Regions from separate parts of the Homo sapiens genome. Here region 1 is linked to region 2. A link is a loop called in an ENCODE intact Hi-C map of the cell type or tissue named here. Cell type or tissue: CD4-positive, alpha-beta T cell. All regions are shown on one strand. Each heading gives the region's core, and the rest is flanking DNA. Links, peaks and the distances in the headings are about the cores only.

The links. A loop is a pair of places that touch in the nucleus more often than their neighbours do. Peaks named below come from ENCODE experiments on the same cell type or tissue, not always from the same donor. Only the 100,000 strongest peaks of a DNase experiment are listed, where the experiment ranks them.
Region 1: a loop joins it to region 2, with 2.1 times the contacts of the local background. A loop is called at or near these places in 6 of 110 quality-filtered maps.

What each region holds. Positions count from the first base shown.
Region 1 is chr16:31,365,714-31,371,098 of GRCh38, reverse strand. ITGAX (integrin subunit alpha X) reads right to left here. Exons shown (of 30, transcript NM_000887.5): 15 at 1-15. Among named protein-coding and RNA genes, the nearest start is that of ITGAX, 13 kb to the right of the region's middle. RefSeq lists an enhancer at 1,934-2,540. In CD4-positive, alpha-beta T cell, for the core only: no CTCF peak of the experiment used is centred there; a DNase peak (open chromatin) is centred at 3,058.
Region 2 is chr16:31,311,730-31,317,114 of GRCh38, reverse strand. The region is part of intron 14 of ITGAM (integrin subunit alpha M); the gene reads right to left. Among named protein-coding and RNA genes, the nearest start is that of ITGAX, 41 kb to the left of the region's middle. In CD4-positive, alpha-beta T cell, for the core only: no CTCF peak of the experiment used is centred there; no DNase peak of the experiment used is centred there.

The DNA of each region.
Region 1 (5,385 bases), core at 317-5,316, 54 kb before region 2:
GGAGCCCGCGATCCGCTGGCCAGAGGAGAGAAGGGTGAATCAAGATGGAAAGTAGGGGAAGAAGTTGGAAATAAGTAACAAGGGGAATATGGAGGTAGGACCATCGGAAAGGGAGAGAAGGGGTGAGTTGTGAACAGATGTCACCAAGAAGAACCTGAAAAGAGGAGGTAGGAGTTGGGAGATGATTGCTAAGAAACAGATGTAAGAGTGGAGATAGGAAGGGTGTCCTGGTGACCCGAGTGTCATTCATTCGATCAGTCTCTAGTTCCAATTCTGACTCCTCCACGTATGAGCCACGAGGCCGTGGGCAAGGACTCAATCTGTCTGTGCCTCCGTTTCCTCATCTTTCATATAATGATACTATTAGCTCAGAGTTTAGCCATGCTCAGGAGAGGAATTCCTACGGTTCTTAGAACAGCACCCAGGATACAGCCAGCAGTCAATAATATATCACAATGAGTATTAAGGCTGAAAGGGACCTCAGAGTTTGTCCAACCTCACCTCCCTCGTTGCAAAGATGCAGGAGAGAGGTTGGGGACAGTGTCAACCCCAGGTAGCCTTTAAGAGGCTGACTGCAGACCTAACACCAGACCGTCCAACCCCAGGCCCAAGTCCCCTTTTTGTTTCTTGCTGTCACTCTGTCTCTTCAAAGGACAAGAAAAAGCCGCGGTGGGGTAGGGAGTGGTCGCACCCACACCCAGATCCACCCTCCCAGGCACTGCCTCCCCTGTAGAACCTATCACCTTCATTCCCAGTGCTCATGTTATGCCCAATCCCTGGAAGAATGTGCCCTTTAAATCTCTGTGCACCCTGGAACTAGCAGCCATTAAAAGTGATAATAATGGCTGGACGCGGTGGCTCACACCTGTAATCCCAACACTTTGGGAGGCCGAGGCGGGTGGGTCATCTGAGGTCAGGAGTTCCAGACCAGCCTGGCCAACATGGTGAAACCCCGTTTCTACTAAATAAACAAAAATTAGCTGGGCATGATGGCACATACCTGCAATCCAAGCTGCTCAGGAGGCTGAGGCAGGAGAATCACTTGAACCCGGGAGGCAGAGGTTGCAGTGAGCGGAGATTGCACCACTGTGCTCCAGTCTGGGTGACAGAGCGAGACTCTGTCTCAAAAAAAAAGGTAATAATAATGGGCAGGGCACACTGGCTTTGTGCCTGTGGTCCCAGCTACTCAGGAGTCTTTGGCAGGAGGATCTCTTCAGTCCAGGAGTTCGAGGCTGCAGTCAGCTATGATTGCGCCACTGAACTCCAGCCTGAGTGACATGATGAGATTCTGTCTCTAAAAAATAAAAATTAAAAAAAAGAAAAGAAAAAAAGGAATAATAACAAAATAAAAAGAGAAATTTACCAATTACTGAGGGAGTCTAGAAAGGCTAGGTGTACCCCCTCTAAATCTAAAAGTTCAAAAATAAAAATAAAATATTTGATTGGTAAAAAATGCTAACAATCGTTTAAGCCTTTAGCAAGGCATAATCTTTTTGCTGGTGGAGGGTCTTGCCTGATGGTGACACGGCTGACTGATCACAGTGGCAACTGCTGGAGGTTGGGGTGGCTATGGCAATTTCCTAAAATAAGACCGTGAGGAAGTTTGCTGCCTGGATGGACTCTTCCTTTCATGAAATTTCTCTGGAGCATGCGATGCTGGTTGATAACATTTGGCCACAGTAGAGCTTCTTTGAAAGTTGGAGTCGTCCGGGAGGTGAGGGGCGCCTCTGCCCGGCCGCCCCTACTGGGAAGTGAGGAGACCCTCTGCCCGGCCAGCTGCCCCGTCCGGGAGGGAGGTGGGGGGGGGGGTCAGCCCCCCGCCCGGCCAGCTGCCTCGTCCAGGAGGGAGGTGGGGGGGTCAGCCCCCCGCCCGGCCAGCCGCCCCGTCCGGGAGGTGAGGGGCACCTCTGCCCGGCCGCCCCTACTGGGAAGTGAGGAGCCCCTCTGCCCGGCCACCACCCCGTCTGGGAGGTGTACCCAACAGCTCATTGAGAACGGGCCATGATGACAATGGCGGTTTTGTGGAATCGAAAGGGGGGAAAGGTGGGGAAAAGATTGAGAAATCGGATGGTTGCCGTGTCTGTGTAGAAAGAAGTAGACATGGGAGATTTTTCATTTTGTTCTGTACTAAGAAAAATTCTTCTGCCTTGGGATCCTCTTGATCTGTGACCTTACCCCCAACCCTGTGCTCTCTGAAACATGTGCTGTGTCCACTCAGGGTTAAATGGATTAAGGGCGGTGCAAGATGTGCTTTGTTAAACAGATGCTTGAAGGCAGCATGCTCGTTAAGAGTCATCACCACTCCCTAATCTCAAGTACCCAGGGACACAAACACTGCGGAAGGCCGCAGGGTCCTCTGCCTGGGAAAACCAGAGACCTTTGTTCACTTGTTTATCTGCTGACCTTCCCTCCACTATTGTCCTATGACCCTGCGAAATCCCCCTCTGCGAGAAACACCCAAGAATGATCAATAAAAAAAATAAAAAATAAAAAAATAAATAAAAAATAAAAAATAAAAAAAGAAAGTTGGAGTCAATTCTCTCAAATTCTATGCTGATTTATCAACTACGTTTATATAATATTCTTTTTTTTTTTTTTTTTGAGACACACTTTCACTCTGTCGCCCAGGCTAGAGTGCAGTGGTGTGATCTCGGCTCACTGCAACCTTTGCCTGAGGGGTTCAAGCGATTCTCCTGCCTCAGCCTCCTGAGTAGCTGGGATTACAGACATCTGCCACCACACCCAGCTAATTTTTTTAGTAGAGATGTTTAGTAGAGAGGTTTCCCTATGTAGGCCAGGCTGGTCTTGAACTCCTGACCTCAGGTGGTCTGCCCACCTCAGCCTCCCTAAGTGCTGGGATTATGTAATATTCTTAATCTTGTGTTGTCATTTCAACAATATTTATATCATCTTCACCAGGAATAGATTCCATCTGAAAAAAAAAAAAAACACTTTCTTTCCTCATCTGTAAGAAGCAGGTCCTCATCTGTGCAAGTTTCATCATGAGACTGCAGCAATTCAGGCTCCACTTCTAATTCTGGTTCTCTATTTCCACACATCCGCAATCACTTCCTCCCCTGAAGCCTTGAGCCACTCAAAGTCATCCATGAGAATCAGAATCAGCTTCTCCCGAACTCGTGTTAATGTTGATATTTTGACCCCCTCTGATGAATCATGAATGTTCTTAATGGCATCTAAAATGGTGAATTTTTTTCCAGAAGGTTTTCAATTGACTTTGCCCAGATCCATCAGAAGAATCACTATCTATGGCAGCTATAGCCTTATGAAATGTATTTCTGAAATAATGAGACTTGAAAGTCGAAATTACTCCTTGGTCCATGGACTGCAGAATGGGTGTTGTGTTTGCAGGCATGGAAACAACACTAATCTCCTTGAACATCTCCATCAGAGCTCTTGGGTGATCAGGTGCACTGTCAATAAGCAGCAAACTTTGGAAAGAAATCTATTTTTCTGAGCAGCAGGTCTCCAGAATGGGCTTAAAACACTCAGTCAAGCATGCTATAAACAGATGTGCTGTCACCCCAGCTTTGTTCCATTTCTAGAGCACAAGAAGGGTGGATTTAGCATCATTCTTCAGGGCCCTGGAATTTTCCAAATGGTAAATGACCACTGGCTACAACTTGAAGTCCTACCAGCTGCATTAGCCTCTAACAAGAGAGTCAACTTGTCCTTTGAAGCTTTGAAGCCAGGCATTGACTTCTCTGAAAGTCCTAGATGCCATCTTCTTCCATCGAAGGCCATCTCATCTACACTGAAAACCTGTTGTTGAGTGTAGCCACCTTCATCAGAGATCTTCTGGAGAACTTGCTGCGCCTTCTCCATCTGTACTTGCTGCTTCACCTTGTACTTTTATGTTGTGGAGATTGCTTCTTTCCTTAAACCTCATGAACCCTGCTGACTTCCACCTCTGCTGACTTCCAATTTTTCTTCTGAAGCTTCCTCACGTCTCTCAGCCTTCATAGAACTGAAGAGCATTCGGACCTTGCTCTGGATTTGGCTTTGGCTTAAGGGGATGTTGTGGCTGGTTTGATCTTCTATCCAGATCACTCAGACTTCCTTCATATCAGCAATTAGGCTGTTTCACTTTCTTATCATTCATATGTTCACTGGAGTAACACTCTTAATTTCCTTCAATAACTTTTTCTTTGCATTCAGAATTTGGCTGTTTGGTGCAAAAGGCCTTCAGCCCATCTTGGCTTTTGGCATGGCTTCTTCACCAAGCTTAATCATTTCTAGGTTTTGATCTAAAGTGAGAGATATGTGGCCAGACGTGGTGGCCCACGTCTGTAATCCCAGTGCTTTGGGAGGCCAAGGCAGGCAGATCACTTAGAGTCAGGAATTCCAGACTAGCCTGGCCAACATGGTGAAACCCCATCTCTACTAAAAACACAAAAATTAGCCAGGCATGGTGGCACCCACCTGTAATGCCAGCTACTCAGAAGGCTGAGGCAGGAGAATCACTTGAACCCCAGAGGGGGAAGTTTCAGTGAGCCAAGATCACACCAGTGTACTCCAGGCTGGGTGACAGAGTGAGATCCTGCCTCAATAAATAAATAAATAGTGAGAGACATGTGACTCTTCCTTTCAGTTGAACACTTAAAGACCATTGTAGAGTTATTATTTGGCTTAATTTCAATATCATTGCATTGCAGGGAATAGGGAGGCCACAGGAGAGGGAGAGAGAGACAGGGGAGCTATCAGTGGTGGAGCAGTCAGAACACACACATTTATGAAGTTCGCCTTCATATACGGACGTGCTTCATGGTGCCCCAAAAAGAGGACAATAGCAACATCGAAGATCACTGATCACAGATCACCATCACAGACATGATAATTACAAAAAAGTTTGAAACATTGTGAGAATTACCAAAGTAACACGGAGACACAAAGTGAGTGCATGCAGCTGGGAAAACAGCACTGATAGACTTGCTCAGTGCAGGGTCGCTGCATACCTTCAGCGTGTAAAAAATGCAGTATCTGCAAAGCGCATAAAACAAGGTATGCCTGCATGTGATGGGTTGTGGGAATTGGTACGAACTGTTTGCAGTTTCATGACAACACGTGGGCCCTTGTTATTCTCAACAGTCTTTCACCCTCTTCTTTAGATTCCCCTTCAGGTGTTAAACTATGTGTTTTTTGTTTGTTTGTTTGTTTAGAGATGGAGTCTCACTCTATCACCCAGGCTGGAGTGCAGTGGCGCAATCTCAGCTCACTGCAACCTCCGATTCCTGGGTTCAAGCCATTTTCCTGCCTCAGCCTCCCAAGTAGCTGGGATTATAGGCATGCGCCATTACGCACAACTAATTTTTGTATTTTGGGTAGAGACGGGGTTTCCCCATGTTGGCCAGCCTAGTCTGGAACTCC
Region 2 (5,385 bases), core at 106-5,105:
CCAGAGCAATTGGGCAAGAAAAAGATAAGAAATGCATTCAAGTTAGAAATAAAGAAAAAAAAATTGTCCCTGTTTGCAATTGACATGATCTTATATATAAGAAACTTGTTATAAATACTCTACGAAAAAGTTATCAAATTTAATAAACAAATTTAGTAAAGTCATGGAATACAAAATGAACATACAAAAATTATTTGTTTCTATACACTAACAACAAACTATCTGAAAAAGAAATTAATCCTATTTACAATGGCATCAAAAAATAAAATGCTTACAAGTTAATTTAACCAAGAAGGTGAAAAATATGCACACTAAAACTATAAAACATTGACGAAAGAAAGTTAAGACAAAAATCAATGGAAAGATATCCCATATTATGGATTGAAAGAATATTTTTAAAGGTCCATACTATTCAAAGTGATCGATAGAGTCAATGTAATTCCTACCAAAATCCCAATGGCATTTCTTACAGAAATAGAAAAAACAATACTAAAATTAATATGAAGTCACAAAAGACCTCAAATATCCAAGACAATCTTGAGCATAAACAACAAAGGTAGAGGTATCACACTACCTGACATCAAAATACACCACAAAGGTATACTCAGCAAAACAGCATGACACTGACATAAAAACAGAGACATTGACCAATGGAACAGAATACAGAGCTCAGAAATGAACCCATGCATTTACAATCAACTAATTTTCTTTTCTTTTTTTTTTTTTTCCAGACGGAGTCTTGCTCTGTTACCCAGGCTGGAGTGCAGTGGCATGATGTAGGCTCACTGCAACCTCTTCCTCCCAGGTTCCCCCATTCTCCTGCCTCAGCCTCCCGAGTAGCTGGAACTACAGGTGCCCACCACCATGCCTGGCTAATTTTTTTTTTTTTTTTTTTTTTTTTTTTTTTTTTTTTTGAGACGGAGTCTCGCTCTGTCGCCCAGGCCGGACTGCGGACTGCAGTGGCGCAATCTCGACTCACTGCAAGCTCTGCTTCCCGGGTTCACGCCATTCTCCTGCCTCAGCCTCCCGAGTAGCTGGGACTACAGGCGCCCGCCACCGCGCCCGGCTAATTTTTTGTATTTTTAGTAGAGACGGGGTTTCACCTTGTTAGCCATGACGGTCTCGATTTCCTGACCTCATGATCCACCCGCCTCAGCCTTCCAAAGTGCTGAGATTACAGGCATGAGCCACCGCGCCCGGCCAACAATCAACTAATTTTCAACAAAGGTGCCAAGGGCATACAATGGGGAAAGGACAGTCTTTTTAACAAATGGTGTTAAGAACACTGGATATCCACAGGCAAAAGAATGAAACTGAGCCTTTATCTCAAACCAAATACAAAAATCAAAAGTGCTGGGCCGGGTGCAGTGGCTCACGCCTGTAATCCCAGCACTTTAGGAGACTGAGGCGGGTGGATTACCTTAGATCAGGAGTTCAAGACCAGCCTGGCCAACATGGTGAAACCCCGTCTCTATTAAATATACAAAAAAGTAGCCAGGCATGGTGGCGGAGGCCTGTAATCCCAGCTACTTGGGAGGCTGAGGCAGGAGAATCGCTGGGACCCGGGAGGTGGAGGTTGCAGTGAGCTGAGATCGTGCCACTGCACTCCAGCCTGGGCAATAGAGAGAGACTCCATCTAAAATAAAATTAAATTAAAAAATAAAAAAATTAAAAAGTGAGTTAAAGGCTTAAATGTAAGATCTAACACTATAAACTATTAGAAGGAAACGTAGAGGGAAAGCTTCATGACATTGGTCTGGGCAATGATTTTTTTATATGATCCTGAAAGCACAAGCAACAAAAACAAAAACAGACAAATGGAATTGCATCAAACTAAAAAGCTTCTGCACAATAAAGGAATAATTAACAGAGTGAAGAGACAACCTACAGACTGGGGGAAAATATTTGCAAACCACACAACTGATAAATGGTTAATATCCATAACACATAAAGAACTCAATAGTAAGAAAATAAATAACCCAATTTAAAAATGGGCAAAGAGGGCCGGGTTCGGTGACTCACACCTGTAATCCCAGCACTTTGGGAGGCTGAGGCAGGTGAATCACTTGAGATCAGGAGTTTGAGACCAGCCTGGCCAACATGGTGAAATGCCATCTCTACTAAAAATACAAAAATTAGCTGGGTGTGGTGGTGGGCACCTGTAATCCCAGCTACTCAGGAGGCTGAGGCAGGAGAATCACCTGAACCTGGAGGCAGAGGTTGCAGTTCACGCTACTGTACTCCAGCCTGGGTGACAGACTGAGACTCCATCTCAAAAAAAAAAAAAAAAAAACCCTGCCTCCTACTACCACAGGAGGAACAGCCTAACCGTTTGCTGTAAAAGTTGGCTGTAGCTGATCTTGTGAAAACTACTTTAAATTTCATATGCAGCCAAAAAAGAGCCCATATAGCCAAGACAATCCTAAGCAAAACAACAAAGCTGGAAGCATCACACTACCTGACTTCAAACTATACTACAAGGCTACAGTAACCAAAACAGCATGGTACTGATACCAAAACAGATATATAGACAAATGAAACAGAACAGAGGCCTCAGAAATATCACCACACATCTACAACCATCTGATCTTCAACAAACCTGACAAAAGCAGGAAATGGGGAAAGGATTCCCTATTTAATAAATGCTTCTGGGAAAACTGGCTAGCCATATGCAAAAAACTGAAACTAGATCCCTTCCTTACACCTTATATAAAAATTAACTTAAGATGGATTAAAGACTTAAATGTAAAATTTACAACCATAAAAACCCTAGAATAAAACCTAGGCAGTACCATTCAGGGCATAGGCATGGGCAAAATCTTCCTTACTAAAACACCAAAAGCAATTGCAACAAAAGCCAAAATTGACAAATGAGATCTAATTAAACTAAAGAGCTTCTGCACAGCAAAAGAAACTATCATCAGAGTGAACAGGCAGCCTACAGAATGAGAGAATATTTTTGCAATCTATCCATCTGACAAAGGTCTAATATCCAGAATCTACAAGGAACATAAACAAATTTACAAGAAAAAAACAAACAACCCCATCAAAAAATGGGCAAAGGATATGAACAGATACTTCTCAAAAGAAGACATTTATGTGGCCAACAAACATATGAAAAAAAAAAGCTCATCACTGGTCATTAGAGAAATGCAAATCAAAACCACAATGAGATACCATCTCATGCCAGTTAAAATGATGATCATTAAAAAGTCAGGAAACAACAGATGCTGGAGAGGATGTGGAGAAATAAGAATGCTTTTACACTGTTAGTGGGAGTGTAAATCAGTTCAACCATTGTAGAAGACAGTGTGGCGATTCCTCAAGGATCTAAAACCAGAAATACCATTTGACCCAGCAATCCCATTACTGGGTATATACCCAAAGGATTATAAATCATTCTACTATAAAGACACATGCACATGTATTTTTACTGAAGCACTATTTACAATAGCAAAGACTTGGAACCAACCTAAATGCCCATCAATGATAAACTGTATAAAGAAAATGTGGTACATATACACCATGGAATACTATGCAGCCATAAAAGAGAATGAGTTCATGTCCTTTGCAGGGACATAGATGAAACTGGAAACCATCATTCTCAGCAAACTAACACAGGAACAGGAAAGCAAACACCACATACTCTCACTCATAAGTGGGAGTTGAACAATGAGAATACATGGACACAGGGAGGGGAACATCACTGGAGCCTGTTGAGGGGTGGGGATCAAGGGGGAGGGAGAGCATTAGGACAAATACCTAATGCATGTGAGGCTTAAAACCTAGACAACGGGTTGATGGGTGCAGCAAACCACCATGGCACTTGTATACCTAGGTAACAAACCTACATGTTCTGCACATGTATCACAGAACTTAACGTATAATTTTTTTTTTTGAGACGGAGTCTCGCTCTGTTGCCAGGCTGGCGTGCAGTGGTGCAGTCTTGGCTCACTGCAACCTCCGCCTCCTGGGTTCAAGCAATTCTCCTGCCTCAGCCTCCCAAGTAGCTGGGATTACAGGCACACGCCACCAAGCCCAGCTAATTTTTGTATTTTTAGTAGAGATGGGGTTTCACCATGTTGGCAAGGCTGGTCTTGAACTCCTGACCTCGTGATCCGCCCGCCTCGGCCTCCCAAAGTGCTGGGATTACAGGCATGAGCCACTGTGCCTGGCCCAATGTGTAATTTAAAAAAGAAAAAATAAATAAAAACATGAAGATTTAAAAAAAAAAAAAAAAAGACTGCTCCCTACTACCACAGGAGGACGGACCAGCCTAAGCATTCACTGCAAAAGATGGCTATAATCGATCTTGTGAAAGCATTACTGAGCAGATCAAGATCTCTGGGAATGAACACTAAAGATGTTCTGAATAAATTATAGTCCGGCTGAGTGCAGTGGCTCACACCAGTAGTCCCAGCACTTTGGGAGGCCAAGGTGGGAAGATCACTTGAGCCCAGGAGTTGGAGACCAGCCTGGGAAACATAGACAGACCCTGTCACTGCAAAAGAAATTTAAATATTAGCCAGGTATGGTGGCATACACCTGCAGTCAAAGACACTTAGGAGGCTGAGGCAGGCGGATCACATGAGCCTGGGAGGTCAAGGCTGCAGTGAGCCATGATTGCACCACTTCACTCCAGCCTGCATGACAGACCAAGACCCTGTCTCAAAAATAATAATAATAAATAATAAATACATTTTAATGCAGTGGCATTTTAGTGTCTTTTTTGAAAACAAAAATTACATGTAATGTTACATTCTTGCATGTTCTTTGTTGATAGCATTAATTGATTCATTGGATTTCTTTTCTTTTTCTTTTTTATTATTATAATACTTTAAGTTTTAGGGTACACATGCACAACGTGCAGGTTTGTTACATATGTATACATGTGCCATGTTGGTGTGCTGCACCCATTAACTCGTCATTTAGCATTAGGTATATCTCCTAATGCTATCCCTCCCCCCTCCCCCCACCCCACAACAGTCCCTGGTGTGTGATGTTCCCCTTCCTGTGTCCATGTGTTCTCATTGTTCAATTCCCACCTATGAGTGAGAACATGCAGTGTTTGGTTTTTTGTCCTTGCGATAGTTTGCTGAGAATGATGGTTTCCAGCTTCATCCATGTCCCTACAAAGGACATGAACTCATCCTTTTTTATGGCTGCGTAGTGTTCCATGGTGTATATGTGCCACACTTTCTTAATCCAGTCTATCATTGTTGAACATTTGGGTTGGTTCCAAGTCTTTGCTATTGTGAATAGTGCCGCAATAAACACTTGTATGCATGTGCCTTTATAGCAGCATGATGTATAATCCTTTGGGTATATACCCAGTAATGGGATGGCTGGGTCAGATGGTATTTCCAGTTCTAGATCCCTGAGGAA